Linked DNA regions of Mus musculus: region 1 is linked to region 2. A link is a loop called in an ENCODE intact Hi-C map of the cell type or tissue named here. Cell type or tissue: heart. All regions are shown on one strand. Links, peaks and the distances in the headings refer to the core of each region. The heading gives the core; the rest is flanking DNA.

Region 1 (7,563 bases), core at 1,832-5,831, 110 kb after region 2:
TGCCTAACATCACTGTACCCCAGTCTTCCTGGAGGGAAAGTGGGCTCTCAACGCTGCTGGTAGATGGCTGGGGGCTTGACCTACTGATAAGTTTGGAAGTCATCATGGGACCTTCATACTCCTGATGTGTTCCAGGGTCATGATGTTATGAACACTGTCCCCACCCCTGCACACACTGCACACACTGCATACATGCCATGAGCCACCCATGGCTCAGACAATGTGGAACTGAGCCCCAAGCAGTGACTTGGACCAGGACTTGGATATACTGCTCAGTGACTGTTCAGTCAAGGGGAAGCCATGGGCAGAACCTTAGGAGCTGTTGGGGAATACGGGGGAAGGAAGTTGGAACAAAAAGTTTCCCACAGAGAAATAAGAGACTAGGACCAGGAGGTAGGGTCCAGGTCAGTCTAGAATGTTCTGTTAGCAAGGCTCCGGGAGAGTCTCTGGGACTGATTATATTTGCCCCTGAGAACATGGGCAGATAGCACAACAGCCAGGCTGTAAGCGGATCTTCAGAGATTAGCTCTGCCTCTTCAAAGACCCAGCTTTTTAAAAAACAGGGAAGTTCTTTTAGAACTAAATTTGATGAAGACTCCAATATATGACAGACTGTAATTGGGGTTACTCTGATGGAGGAAATGAAGGGGTCCCAAGGTTCCCAGAACAGAGTCAAGTAGAACTTTCTGTACCAGACTGGGGTGCAAGAAAAGTCTGGTCCTGGGCAGGCCTCAGTCATTTCATCTTTCACTCATTGTGGAGTGACCTTGGGGTAACCTTTGTGCAGCTGCAGGCTTCACACTCCCATCTGAAGAATGGGGGGCTCCTGGTCCCCGGGGCCTGCTTGTCTCTCAGTTGCTGGAACTGATGTTGGGGACTGCACCCCATCGTGTAGCCAAGGCTGTTTATCTGTCTTCCAGAGCTGAGGCTCTGACGAGCTCATCTGCTTCCTGGCTCAGCTAATTGGAATCACTTTCCCCCTTTTCCTTCTGACTCTCAGTAAATTATTCGAATTCTCCCAGTCAGAGGCCTGGGTGATGGACAGCCCTGTCACAGCAGCCTAAGTGTTTAGAGAGCAATTGTTCTGTGGAGGGCTGCCATTCCTCAAGCCGGTGCTGTGCAAGGTCCCACCGGGAGATTCTGACAGATCCTGTCCTTGCCCCTGCCCCTGCCCCTGCCCTGCCCCTGCCCCTGCCCCTGCCCCTGTGCCTGCTCCATACCAGCCCAGCTACCAGAGCCTGCTTGGCCTAGCCCGCCAAGTGCAGGCTTCCGGTATGTGATCTTTGTCATAACAATGAGAGCAGCCGAGAGGTATTGCTCTTAAACCCTCAACACACATTTTTATAACCTTTCTGTTTAATAAGAAAGAGACAGCTCCAATTAGCTGGGAATATTCCGCAGAAATGGGATTATTTTAAAAGCTCCGGCAATATTATAAAATAGCTTCAGTAAGTGAACAGCTGTTGCTGGCCCCGCCCGCCATGCACACAGCGCCTCCCGCACCCTGACACCGGGGCTGGGGCCTCCTCGCTCCCCAGGCTCCAGCCCTGAAGCTGAGAGCTGTGCTCCTCTGGCTCGGGAGTCCAGGGCTATTCCTTCACATGCGAGTTGTGGAATCTGAAGAACAGGGACCCCCTTTTCCCAGACAGATGAGGTGGGGACAATTTATAGGTCTCCCGAGGTTGGGCCATAAGCTTGCCGGAGTCCTATTTTTCCAGAAAAGTCCACGTGGAGACCCTGATACACTGTTTAAGGAGCCTCCAGGGGCTGAGATGTAGGTCAGTGATAGAGGCCTTGCCTAGCATGCGTAAGGCATTGGTAACTCTCTGTTCTGAGAGTTGGAAGCGGGGTGAAGACCTACACTGAGGGCAGGCCCCCAGGGCTAATAAAGAACAGGCAAAGGCTGGGGTACATGGTAGGCAGAAAAAGCTCCTATAGGTGCTCTGTGACAGAACCAAGTCAACAATCCAGCCAGTTGGAGGTCTTTGGGGTCCTCAAAGGCTCCACATATCTGTCCTGCCAAGTATTCCCCGATCTGGCAGAATCAGAAGGTTAAAGGTCATTCTCAAGGCTTCAGGGGTGGGGCAGCTGCCTTGTGGCCGAGAAATAACTATATGGTGAGTTCCTCTTGGAGTTGGGGTCCTTGCCTTGCGAGGTCTAGGTCTTAGGCACCCTGCCTAATGGGAATGGGGACAGTCTCAGGATGTTCTTGGGGAGAGACTGCAGCCCAGGAACTGCAGCGGGAGGCAAATGCACCATGTGCTAAATGGGGAAAATGAATTTTACACCCAGACAAAGTGACTTTTATCATGTTAACGACCATGGTTTGCTCATCGTGTCTGGTGCAGTGAAATGGGGCCTGTGGATGTTTTCTTTTAGTTCTGCTTTTAAATGGAGTTATTCCCTCCCACCTCACCTCCTCAGAGCAGACAAGACATGCCCCTCAAAATGGGATGACAGAAATGCCAACTCAGCAAAAATAGAATGTACTGATTTTTTTTTTGATTTTGTTTTGTTTTGTTTCTCCCTCCTACCCCCTAATTTTCATCTGTATCTTCCAGCAAAAGTTAGAATGACATACTCAGGTGTCATGTGAGGTGTCCTGACTGGGAGGCAGGAACACAGCTCTCTGGCCCAGCTCTTCACAATCTGCCTCACCCATTTCTGACCCTAGTTTGCCCATCAGTACCAGAGAAGTAGGTTGGGGATGGAAGTATAGCCAAAGACCTACTCTGTCCTGGCCCTCACTCAGATAACCATGTCAAATGTGTCACTCTGGGTGTGTCTGATGCAGAACCCCCTCCTCTAGTAGCCAGAGAGTTCCAGATAGCAAGTCAGGGCAATCGCTCCTGAGTCTGTGGTACTGCCCAGAACTGATGAGAGATCCTGAGTCAAAGGACAAAGGTTCTGATGGGTACAAGGCAGTTTCCCTGAGCTCTGGAAGCAGCTCTGGAAGCAGGCTCTGCTGGCCAGCCCCTAGCCGTCCCACCCCCGCTTTCTCAGTCTGCACACAGAGCAAACCTTCAGCACATGGCAATTCCATATTGTACCCATCAGCTTTTAAGAAAACACCATCTGATGCCTTGTACAGCTGCCCAGGCAGGTAGCACCCAGCTCCCCAGGAAAAGCCTGCTCTGGGCTCACTGGGATATGCTCATCTAAGGCAAATAAAGAGGTCTTGGGTCTGAAAACCTCTGCCCTGACACCATGCAATCCTGCTCTGGAAGGCTTGCCAGGACCAGACAGGCAGGGTGCCTGAACAGCAGAGATCAGTGGACAATTAGCCAGTCCAGTGGAGGTAATTAATCAATGTTCCAGGCCTTCCCGTCCATCCAAGGCTATGTGTGCATCTTGTCCTCTTCACCAGCACAAACAGTATCACCAATACTACTACTACTAACAGCTCAGAGCTGCTGTTATTGTCATAGTGTGACTATCACTACATTGTGTCACTCTCACAGCGGCAACAGCACCTTCCAACCAGGGTCAATAATTCACTGCCACCTTCCCCACCTACAAACACCGTGTTCACTCTTCCATGACTCAAGGACTTCACGCTCTCCCCTTATCTGATTCTCCCCACAGTCCCAAAAGACAGACAGGTCACTGGTAGGGAAACCAAGGCGTAGGGAGGGATGCCCATTAATGGTGGAGATAGGCTGATTCATATAGGAGGGCCTACCTTCCCTCTTATGTCAGCCAGGATGGACTCCGTTAGGCTGCAATAACAGTCATCCAAATCTTAGTGACTTAGAATAATGAAGGTTTATTTCTTTTCCTTGCTCCATGTCCTTCATGGGTCAGCTGAGACTCTCTGCTCCATGCCATCTTCACACGGAGAGCGGGCTGACCAAACCGCTAAGCCTGGAAGATTGACTGTTGTCATGGCAGATGAAGATGGGGTCTCTAAAGGACTCACATCAGTTGATGAATTCTTTGGCCAGCTTAGAAATAGCACAGGTTTTGTTTACTGCTCTCATTGCCTAGATAGCTAGAGCCAACCATGCAGCCTCACCTGACCACCAGGGGGCAGGAAGGTGCACTCCTACTTTTAGTTTGAGCAAAGTGATTAAGTGACAGGGCATCAAATGACACCCCCCCCTTTCCTTCTCCCCTTTACCCCCCCCCCCAGTCCTGGATACCCACTTTCTCCAGCCACTGGTCCATCAGGATCCTGAGGGGTGAAATGAGATGTCCCTAATCTTCCTGTGTGAGCCTTTTTCTCACTTCTGGCTCTCAAATGTAAACTGCACTCAGGTAGACAGACAAGGAGGCTCAGGGATTCCTAGAGCAGAGGTCTCTCTGGGGACAGGCTTAGGAGAGAATAGCACTTGAGCACACTTGAACACCTGTCCTGTTCCCAAAGGGTCTCCCAGAAATGGAACTGGTGAAGGTGCAGCCTCACCTGGGCTCAGGCAGTACATTTGGCCCAGAATGTAGCCAAGGTACCTACCATGGGAGAGGCTGAGACAGAAACCAGCTGGGAGAGTGTATAGAGCGTTCAAGAGGGAAGTTCACGGACCCTGCAGTCTGCAGGCATTTGTAACACACCTTCTGGGATACCTTAGTCACACACTGCTCCTCTGGACCTCTAACTTAGGTAAGGGTCCCCCTGAAGTGTGAGCTATAGGGAGAAATCCGAGGATAGAGAGTGGGGAGAAAGAAGGAATTGGGTTGCAGATCTGAGATAGTAGGGCTCAGCCTCGAGGCTCCATTGTCATAGAGCAGGGGGAAGTGAGGTGGTAAACTGAATAGGACCAAGAAAAAGCATCTCTAGTTCTCCTGGTATGAAGGGTGCCTGCGCCGAGAGCGAGAGGGTGTGTCCCCTCTCACATCATCCATCACCGAGCCACAGAAGAGTGGCCATGATCAATAAAACAAACAATTATCCTGTCATTACTGATTGCAGGCCTGCGGCCTGTCGGCAGCAAAGGGGGCGGGGGAGGGGGGTCCGGGCAGGCTATAATCCAGAGTCTGATGGAAACAGTACACACTTTGGGTGTTGGCCCAGGGTTGGGGTGCAGGGGATGAAGACTAAAGACTTGAGCTGCCAGGCAGGGCTGCCCCAGAGTGGGAGTAAGGTCCAGGAAGACTGAATTCTGTCTGGTAAAGCCACCCCTGGAGAAGTGGGGGTAAGTCATTCCTCATATAGCTCTTAGTGGGATGGGATGGATCCATCTTCTACCCCTCCCTCCTTTTAACATCTCTTTTGCCACAAGAACTCAGGCTAAGGACCATGCTGGTTAGATATTGTGAGCAATCTCAGCTGTGAATTACATACCCTCCTCTGCCCACCTGCCTCACCTCCCTCATCTCAGGATCTCTAAATACTCAGCCAAAATAATCATTTTTTCACTACTGCCCTCTCAAGGCCCTGTATCCAGGCTGCCTAGACAAGGAAGGTAGTCAAGACAGCCCACATGGAGCCAAGAGACAGGCAGGAGTTACTGTCTTCCTAAATCCTGGGTCTTGACCTCTGACAAAATGCTTGGAGCCTGACCTGAGAACGAGGAAGCGGTGCCCCGTGACCCTGGAAAAGTAGAGCCGACATCTGCCCAGTCAGTGGGGAGGAGATGAGGCCACACAGCCATGGCCACCTCGTCCCTACCAACCCTGTTCCCTGCTGTATTCCCAGCCCCACAGACAGGAAATCTCTCTCCATCAGAAGGAAGGGATGGGAGAAGTGATTTATTATTCTATTCCATTATGCCTGTTTCCAGAGAAACTAATTATGGTGCATTGTTGTATTAGATACTTTCAGAAAGATTACATTTTCTTACTTTGGCCGATAAAAAAATTAAATCCATCAGTTTTCCTAAACACATTACAGTAAAGACAGACTTTCTCCTCGTAATTATTAATCAGTCGGATTTGGGGATGCAAAGCATTTGACTTAAGCTCAATACAGTCACGAACAATGTCCCAGGATCGCATCTGGTATTGAAACAATTTTTCAATTTATTAAAAAGTCATTAACGCAGTTGGGATGGTAGGCAGAGGGGGAGAGCTAGGCTAAGACATTGGGTCAGAGTTCTGCATAGGGGAAGAAACCCCAGGTATGTTTCCCACCTCCCCCCAAGCTTGCTTTAGTTTAAGGAACTAATTCAAGTTGAGAATGGATCTGGAGAAGTCATCCCCCTTCCCCCAGCCCAGCTGGCCACTAACCAGTCTGTCCAGAGTCTACCCTCCATGCTATGAACAGTCTGGTGGCAGGAACTGGTTACGCATAGGGAAGTTTGCCCAACTAAGCCCTGAGCCTGCTGTTCCATAGTTCTGCACAGAGTACTGAGTCAGCTTGACTCCCACTGTGATGGGAAGACAGGCCCCCCTACAGTGCAAGCTCTTGGAGCCCCCACGTGGGGACATGTGGCTCTTTGGAAGGACACCTGGTGTGGCCTGGTGCCTCGTTCCAGTCACTGGCCCTGCTCATTCAATCATTTAATTACTCCTCTGACACTTCCTACTCCCAGGAGGGATTTGCAAGGGTTTCAGAGGCTGGCAAGCCACAAGCCTGAGTTTAGTCTGAATCCTGGCTCAGGTCAGAGCTGAAAAATGGCACTGGGACCTGGGCATATGTCACAGCTCAGCCACTCAAAAACTGTTGACCTTGGACGAGTCATTTAATTCCCACTGAACCTCAGTTTTCGCTTCTGGAAGACAAGGGTGCTTTAGTCTGCCTCCTCACACAAGACAAGGAGAGGTCGTGAGATCTGTGTTTATTCTTCCTTAGCTAGAGTTCTGTCATGCTTCCCCCAGGTTTCATAAGCTCTGATTCCTTGAAAGGGCAGCTCTATTTATGCTGTTCTCTCTGGCTAAAATACCTATCATTTCCACATGTCCTTCTTCTAGAAAATTCCACCTTTCCTTCCTTTAGACCTCTGGTGTTTGTTTGTTTGTTTGTTTGTTTGTTTGTTTTAGTGGTCCTCCTTAAATCTGGAGCAGGAGCGCAGTGCTAACAAAAGCTTCATCTTCCCCTATCAAACTTAGGTCCCAGAAAGGTCAAATTTTGTCTCTGATACCCTTCAAGCAGTGCAGAGACTGCTCCCCCTCCATTTGAGACCTGCGCCACTCCAACTCAGTCCTCGGACCTTCCTAATTGGAGCAGCCTGGTCTTTCAGCAGGTGCATTGCAGTTATATCGTCTGGCCTATTGGTTTAAGTTATCTTAAAACCAGAAGACCAAGCCAGGAGGTGGTAGTGCATGCCTTTAATCCCAGAACTCAGGAGGCAAAGGTAGATGGATGTCTGTGAGTTCAAGGCCAGCCTAGTCTACAGAGTGAGTCCCAGGACAGCCCAGGGCTACACAGAGAAGAGGCAGGAGGGAAAACAAGGCAAAGCAAAGCAAAGCAAAGCAAAGCAAAGCAAAGCAAAGCAAAGCAAAGCAAAACAAAGCAAAGCAAAGCAAAGCAAAGCAAAGCAAAGCAAAGCAAAGCAAAGCAAAGCAAAGCAAAGCAAAACAAAACAAAACAAAACCAAACAAACAGCACTGGGCCAAGGAAGTCTTTGTAACAACTGGCACTCTGTTCTGCCTCTGTACTCTCCACCCTCAGCCCAGTGACAGAGA
Region 2 (7,563 bases), core at 2,160-6,159:
TGCGATGGTGTGTATATGCTTGGCCCAGGGAGTGGCACTATTTGAAGGTGTGGCCCTGTTGGAGTAGGTGTGTCACTGTGAGTGTGGGCCTCATCCTAGTTGCCTGGAAGTCAGTATTCTGCTAGCAGCCTTCAGAGGAAGATAGAGAACCCTCAGCTCCTCCTGCACTATGCCTGCCTGATTGCTGCCATGTTCCCACCGTGATGATAATGGACTAGACCTCTGAACCTGTAAGCTGGCCCCAATTAAATATTATCCTTATAAGAATTGCCTTGGTCATGGTGACTGTTCACAGCATTAGAACCCTAACTAAGACACAGTGATTGCCACCACCAGGAACTGGAGTCCAGTTTGTCCAGCTTATGGGGAGGACACTGCATGCCAAGCCGTTCCTCTGGCCAGTGACACATGTGGACCCATTACTGCTCACTGTGCGTGCTAACACTGCAGGACAGTGAGCAACTTGCTTAGGCTGCACAGTGAGCCTGGGTTAATCTGGAGTCCTAACCCAGTCGTTACTATCACGTTCACCTTGCTTAGCCCATAGGATCCGAAGACCACTCCTTCACAGGGCTCTCTATACCTAGTGTTCCTCATTTTGGCCCCACCTATCCCGGTCCTGACTTTAGGTTTCCGACTTGAATCAGAAGACCCCAGTGTCTTGGGTATTCAGGACATCTCATCCCTGTCCATCAGGCCTGCATGTAGGTCCCAGAAAAGAGGGTCTAAAAAAACCTAATAGAGGCCCACTTCCCTGGGGTGATCTTCAGTCTACCCAATTTGCCATGTGTCCTATAACAGGTTCTCCTTTTGTTGCACGGAGGTGTATGTACATGGGATATATGTGCATGCTTGTGACTTCAATAAGGCAGGGTTTCTTGCGGAGCACAGGGCTTGCTGATGTGATGGGTCTTGCTAGCCAGCTTGTCCAGGGATCTTATCGTCACCTGCCAGCTTTTATGTGGGTTCTGGGAATCGAACTCTGTCCCTTACACTTGTGTGGCAAGTGTTTACCCACTAAGCCATCTCCTTAGCCCTGGTATAAACTTTCTTCTCTTGAGACTTCTGCTGCCTGCCTTCCACATTGTCATCGCTCCAATGACTATCATCCACTACCCTACTCAGGTGGGGTCCTGCCCCACAATTCCAGTCTTTCTGAATCCATTTCACACTCAGGACCTGGACCCTTATCTCAGAGAGTAGATCTGAATATCACTAGCCCCCAAAGCTCTTCATCTGAAAGAATTTTCCTTTTGGCTTAAACCCCTAGGATAGATGAGACCTCCCAATTCATAATCCTGCAGTACCCTTCTGTGAAGGGATTTGTGGCATTTTAAGTGGGCACCGCACTACACCAGCTGTGAAGCTCTATACTTGGGCTGCAAGATCCACCAAGTCCAGGGAGGTAGCCCCTGGAGGTACCGCTCAAAGCAGGAGCCTCGAGTCACCAGGGCATCTCCCCTCCTCTTATCTAGTGGGCCCTTATTTCCCCTGGGACCTGAGACGTACCTCAGAGTGGGACTTGAGGCTACTTGGGGGCTCTGTAGAGGCCATTGCTTTTCATAACTGTTGGGTCTAAGGCAATGTGGGAACCAGACTAAGGCCTCTTAGTATAGAAAAGATGGAGAACAAACTGGGCTGAAGCCCCAAACTGAACCATGGCTCTAAGGAATCTGCTCCCTTATTCTTCTACTGATTTTCTGCTTTTACCCCCAGCCATTTTGTGTGTGTGTGTGTGTGTGTGTGTGTGTGTGTGTGTGTGTGTGTGTGTGTGTGCGCGCGCGCGCGAGTGCACACTTATGCACTTGCCCTTTCACGCTCTCAGCACACGGCTTTGACCCTAGGATTCATGGGTCCCAAGAACACGAGGATCCTCAGGCTTCAAAACCTAGCAGACAAGGTAAGGGAGCACCCCGGAGGGAGGGTTCAGTCCTTGGTCTCCTTAAGCTCACAGAGTCCCCTGGGCTCAAAGGCCTGGGTCAGCCCGCTGACTCGTGAATAACGGAGTTGCAATAGCCACAGCAGAAGGATTACTTTTAATCCTCGGTAACGATCAAGCCATTATTATTTTTTCGGTGTTACAGATCAATCAGCCCGTCCCCGGGCGCTGGACGTGTGGAAACTGCTAAACAGCCAGGTCTAGTGGTGTGGGAAGGAAGGGCCAGGTGGTGGGACAGGGTGAATTGGGCAGGCCCCTGGGGCTCAAGGTCCCAACAGGCCTGAGAGCGAGGGGGCGTGGGGTAGAGGGACCACCCCTGAAGGCCTGGCCTGCATTCAGCATGGCTTCCTCAAGCAGGGGCTGCACCAGTCTGGCCCTCCAGGTCTTGCTGTGAACTGCGGGTAGTAACAGATCCACACGGAGGGTGAGCAGTCTCTAGGCAGCCCCATTTCTCTAACTTAGCAGCCCTCACAGGTACCCTGTCCAATGGGGTTCTTCTTGCAGGCTCTGGTCCACTTGAGGGCTTTCCCCTCTTAACTGCTCCTCTGCCTGATTAGCCACCTTTTCTGGAAGTTTCCTTTAGCCCTTGCCCAGCCTGTAGGCTTCCTGTTGTGTCTACCTGGTAGGGCACATCATTGTGTGTATGTGGGGGCTTTCAGCTTAGCACTCTCTGCCTTGGTCCTCAGTCTTTACAAAGCACATAACCGTCAGGCCTGCTTTGGGGTAGCCAAGGGTCCTCCTCCTCCCCCAAGACTTACCTTCCTCCCACCTCTCTAGTGCCCCTGGGATGGGCCAGGGGCAGGCAGGCTACTTAACTCTGGGTCAAGCTAGAGCCTCAGTTTGTCCCTGTCCCCAGGGTGTCTGCTGTGTATGGGAGATACACTCTGTTCTTAGCCTGGGCTGTGAGTGACAGTGCCCTGGGAGTGACTCCCTGTCTAGACTCTGGGCTATGCTCTTGAATCCTCCTGTTACCAGGGCCCTGCTATCCCCCCTCCATGCACTTCTGACTAGATTCCTGTAGCCTGACTCACCCACTCCCCGTGACAAATCCCTACTCCTTCTGGGCACCAGAAAATGTTCCCTTATGACACCCAGGGAACCTTCCTTGTGCCTGTCATCTTGATCTCTGAGCTCAGTGAGGGACAGTGCCTGGTTGCTATTAAATTTAGGGTAACTTGGATCCTAGCATATAATGAGTAGATAGCAAACATATGTTAAATCAAGGCCAGAGATATCTGAACCCATATAGAGGTCTGGGCTTGAGCTTTGCCCCAGCCAGTCAGGGCTGTGATCCCAGGCCTGTGGTTTGGCCTCTGGGGACCTCTTTTCCTCACCACACCCTGCAGGGTAAGGGGTCCCTAGGGCCATGCTGCTACTGTGAAGCTGCTGATGGTGTCTTGCCTGGCCTGTGGTGTCCCCACCATGGTCAGCAATGGAGGGAACCGCAGTGGGATTCTGAGGAGGGCTGTTCACAGCCAAGTCCATCACGATAACAGCAGGCATTTCAGAGGCAATTATCAGAGAGTTTCACTTAACAATCAATTTCCCTGAGCTCTGGGAGCTATTCTTGCAAGAAAAGGCAAGAAAGAAGGGGACAGGCTGTGCGCTGGGCTGGGGACAATACTCTCCTGGGGAGCAGTGGGCCACCGGTACCTTCAAATTTCAGTAAGTTAAACGTCTTTAGCTTAGGGGGACTGAGACAGACGATGGTGTGAGATAAGGGACCCAGGCCATGGACAACACCTGGAGGGTTGGAGTCCCTACATCCTGGGCTGGACTGGGCTTGGGAATAGTAAGGAGGAAGAGCCCTCAGGTGGCTCACCCTCTAAAAACCCTGCCCACAGCACCCCGCTTCTTGCCTTTTCTATCCTCTCTCATCCGGGAGCCCCTCAAATCAGAACTGGTGGCAGAAGGCTCTGGAAGCAACTGCCCATCAAACAGGACTTGTTCAATTGCATAGCCAGGAGGGAAAGGTTTTAGAGAGTTTTGGGTTTTAATTAGTTACTGCTACTGCTGCTTCCAAGAGGATCTGAGAGGCTTAGAGGGAACTTGTGATGAGCCAAATGTTGAGCTCTGGGGTCCAGGGGGTGGGTGGGGATGAGCCACGTGGGAGCTGGGATGGAGAGAGGAGCTCTGAGGTAGAGGCCAGGGCCAGTAGGTCCAGAACAGAGTGGTAGCACCAGAGAGATGCTCTGAGAAACCATAGGAGGGCTATCAGAGTGTTTGCAGTCACAGCCTAGCTAGCATTAGACATGCCCAGCACCTACCTAGGCCAAGGCTTCACAGACTAATGCAGTTTATAGGCCAGATGGAGGATTGCAGGGTGCCTAAGACGGGATTCTTTTGTGGCCGAGGGGACTGAGGCAGAGTATTAGTGCCACTGCCACAGACCTTCCTCTGGTCAGGGAGCGGTGCAGGAGACATCTTCAGGTCTACCTAATGCCACAGCCCAGGAGGGTTGGACTATAGGCCCCTCAGGGCAGGGGCTGATCAGGCCAGGTGGGCTTGGCTGGCTTGGCTTACCTGCTGTTCCCTAAGTGGTTCCCTTGTCCTTTATCCAAGAGGAGGACCAGTAAAATGGTCCCTAAGAAGTGTCCAGAGTTTACCAACTAATCTTGGTGTCCCTGGGTCCTGTCCTGATGATGGTATGCCCAGCAGCCCCACCGAGTAGCCTCGCCCAGCCCAGCCGTCTCCTGTTGTCTCTTTCCCTGAGGCCCCCACATTAGATCCATATTGTGCACTGCTAGATACTAAATACAGATTTCCAATTTCCAGAGCTGTTATGGTCTAATGAGTAAATAATATACATATTTAAAACTGTCTAAAAACATATCTGCATAATTAAAATATCTGCATAATAACGAAGCAAGACGCAGCTCAGCACCGAGGGGGTTGGAGACCCAGGGCTGACAATAGGAGTAGACGTGGAGGCTGAGCTGGGGAGCTGGGCACCAGGCACTTCTCCTCCCTGCCACCCTGTCTTGAATAGGTAGTGGTGTGTCCATCTAAGCACCCCAGTAAGGGAGTAGAAGAAAGTCCAACTCAGATCAACCTCTGTACCTCTTGTTGTCTGAGAGCGGGCATGCACAAATGGACAGTGTCCGGTACATAGACTGCTGGTGCCTTCCTGGCTCAGACCTCTTACTGCAGCGCGTAACCAGCTCAGTGCTTTGCATGTGGAACTCACTGACCATGACCTTCTTGTCCCAATCTTCTACTTTATAGAATCCCAAGGGATGAGGGAACGTGTGTCAGTTTGGGCAGAGCAGGCCAGCCAGACCCATGCCTTACCTGTCCTGTGACTGGGACACATCAGTCCCTCCCTTCATCCATCCCAACTCTGCTTCCAACATAAAGATAAAATTGCCATCAGAACAATGGAAAACAAACCCTAAACCCCTCACCCTAGTTCCAGCAACCAAAAGAGGCAAATGGCAAACAGCCCCAGGATGGCCTGTGCTGCAGGAAAGGGGCTTGTGGTGGTTGACAGTGACAGGTTTCCTAACCTTTTCCTTCACTGGCCACGCACACGCGACATGAGTTGCTAAAAAATAATATAAAATAGTAAAGCGAATTTGTTTTCCTATAAAAAGGTCAGAACACATGTAACACGGAAAAACTCATCAGAGTGGTGGTCTCTCTCTCTGCAGGTGTGAAGCTGCTTCTCTGCTCCTGCCTAGGCCCCCAAGGTCCCTGTGGGCCCTGCCAGCTTGGCTATTGATTCCCGCACTTCTCTGTACCATCTGGGAGAGACAGTTTATATTTCAATTTTCCAGAACAAAAGGAAAGACATAAAGTGTGGTCTGGGGTGTGGGCGGGGTGTGGTCTGGGGTGTGGGCGGGGTGTGGTCTGGGGTGTGGGCGGGGTGTGGTCTGGGGTGTGGGCGGGGGTGGAGGCAAGACAATGGCCCTATCTGGTGTCCCCAAGGTATGACTTTCAGAACACACAAATTTCCCCAGAAAATTACTGGGTCCTTAAAGACTGGGTTCCTACGGAAGACACACATGCAAAACACCACATTGTCTTGTAACAGGTATGTTGAGAGAAAAAGGGGGGGAGGGAGAGGGAGAGGGAGAGGGAGAGGGAGAGAGAGAGGCAGGGTGCATTTTAACACTAAGAAGAGGAAAGTTATTAGCTTGAAGACACTTCTTCTGAGGGAGGGAAGGAGGGAGCGAGCGAGCGAGCAAGCGGAGGAGGCAAGTATACCCACAGGTGGCCATCAGTTCCACCCGTTTGATTGCTTTAGCTTTAACGAGAACTTTGGTCCGCACAGAAAGAGTGGGTTGTGTCACTGGACGGCAGCCAAATCTATCCACAGGATGAGGAAAGGGAGGCCTGTGGCTTAGCACATACTGTTGGGATCAGCCTGAGTTCCACTCTGGCAATGGACTGCCTTAGGAGGGCTGGGTGTAGACCTAGATAGCCACACAGGCTCTTGGACAGTGTGTGTGTGTGTGTGTGTGTGTGTGTGTGTGTGTGTTGTGTGTAGTGTCTCACAGGTCCTTGACCCACCAGGTCATTGTACTACCTCTAGGTACCCTAAGGTTACCTACCTCTAGGTTAGAGGATTAGGTGTTAGGGTTAGGGTAATTCTCTAACCCAACCTTAACCCTAACCCTAACCCTAGCCCCTAACCCCCCCCTAGAGGGTGCCTGGTAAGAAATAAACCACTATATCCAATAAACGGCCTTAGGTTGGAGTTTGGGTACCAACTTCCAACTTCAGATCCTCACTGTGGGTAAGTGCTTTCCACCAAGCAGCACTGAGACTGAGTCTCGTGCACTCCAAGACTGAAGGGGCTCAGTCTGAGATGATGTCTAACCCCTTGAGGGTGTCAATGAAGGAGAAGCCCCAATTTTGTACCCTCTGCCCTGCCTCAACCACAGCATGACCACCGTATATCTCTCCAGGCGAACTGGTCCACGGTGAGCAGGGGGATTGTCCAGTAAGTTTAGCAGATTTGCTTCCTTTGAGTTCTGACATAGTATATTCACCCATGCTTCTCTCTGCCTTTACTGAGCCACACAGACAGCGTCAGGGAGGGCTATCATGGAAGCATGGCATTATCTGAGTTTCCCAAGGAGCACACCAGTGCATGTTGCCCTCTCATCAGGCTACATTTTGAGACAGGCAATGCAGGGTTCTGTGTGTGTTCCTGTGGGTGACAATGTCATCTCCCCTCACCTGTCCCCCACGCTGGAGGCCTGCGTTCCCGAGACTCAGCAATTGCTATCACTTCTCTGGTCTCAGTTTCTCACCTGTATAATGGGAACCAGAGCCCTTAGAAGCTGTGGGGACATGGACTGAATAGGTCTGGATGGAAGATATGGTTTCATTTTGGACACAAACCCCAGGTCCTGGCTTTTCCTTTCCCTTGTTCCTGATGACTGTTCCGTTCTACTCCTCAGTGCACTTGACTGTCTAGCCTTGGCTTGATCCGACTTCTGCACCTTGTGCCAATGGACTGCCCCTCTCTTATGTGTCATCTTCTTGAGTGTTGTTTATTATCCCCCAACACCCTGGCCTGATCTCTAACTGGCACTGATGGCCATCCCAATGTTGACTTTTTCCACCTTGATCAGACTCCCAGAACCCCCAAACCTAACTTTAGACACCCCCATACC

What was found. Peaks named below come from ENCODE experiments on the same cell type or tissue, not always from the same donor. Only the 100,000 strongest peaks of a DNase experiment are listed, where the experiment ranks them.
Region 1: a loop joins it to region 2, with 2.0 times the contacts of the local background. A loop is called at or near these places in 1 of 42 quality-filtered maps.

Annotation. Positions count from the first base shown.
Region 1 is chr9:107,383,366-107,390,928 of GRCm38, reverse strand. No RefSeq gene overlaps it. Among named protein-coding and RNA genes, the nearest start is that of Cacna2d2, 13 kb to the left of the region's middle. In heart, for the core only: a CTCF peak has its summit at 4,009 (motif pointing right); no DNase peak of the experiment used is centred there; H3K27me3 peaks cover 847 bases.
Region 2 is chr9:107,489,075-107,496,637 of GRCm38, reverse strand. The region is part of intron 3 of Cacna2d2 (calcium channel, voltage-dependent, alpha 2/delta subunit 2); the gene reads right to left. Gm34037 (a long non-coding RNA gene) reads left to right here and starts at 5,855. Exons shown (of 2, transcript XR_871151.3): 1 at 5,855-5,972. In heart, for the core only: no CTCF peak of the experiment used is centred there; no DNase peak of the experiment used is centred there; H3K4me3 peaks cover 302 bases; H3K27ac peaks cover 3,260 bases.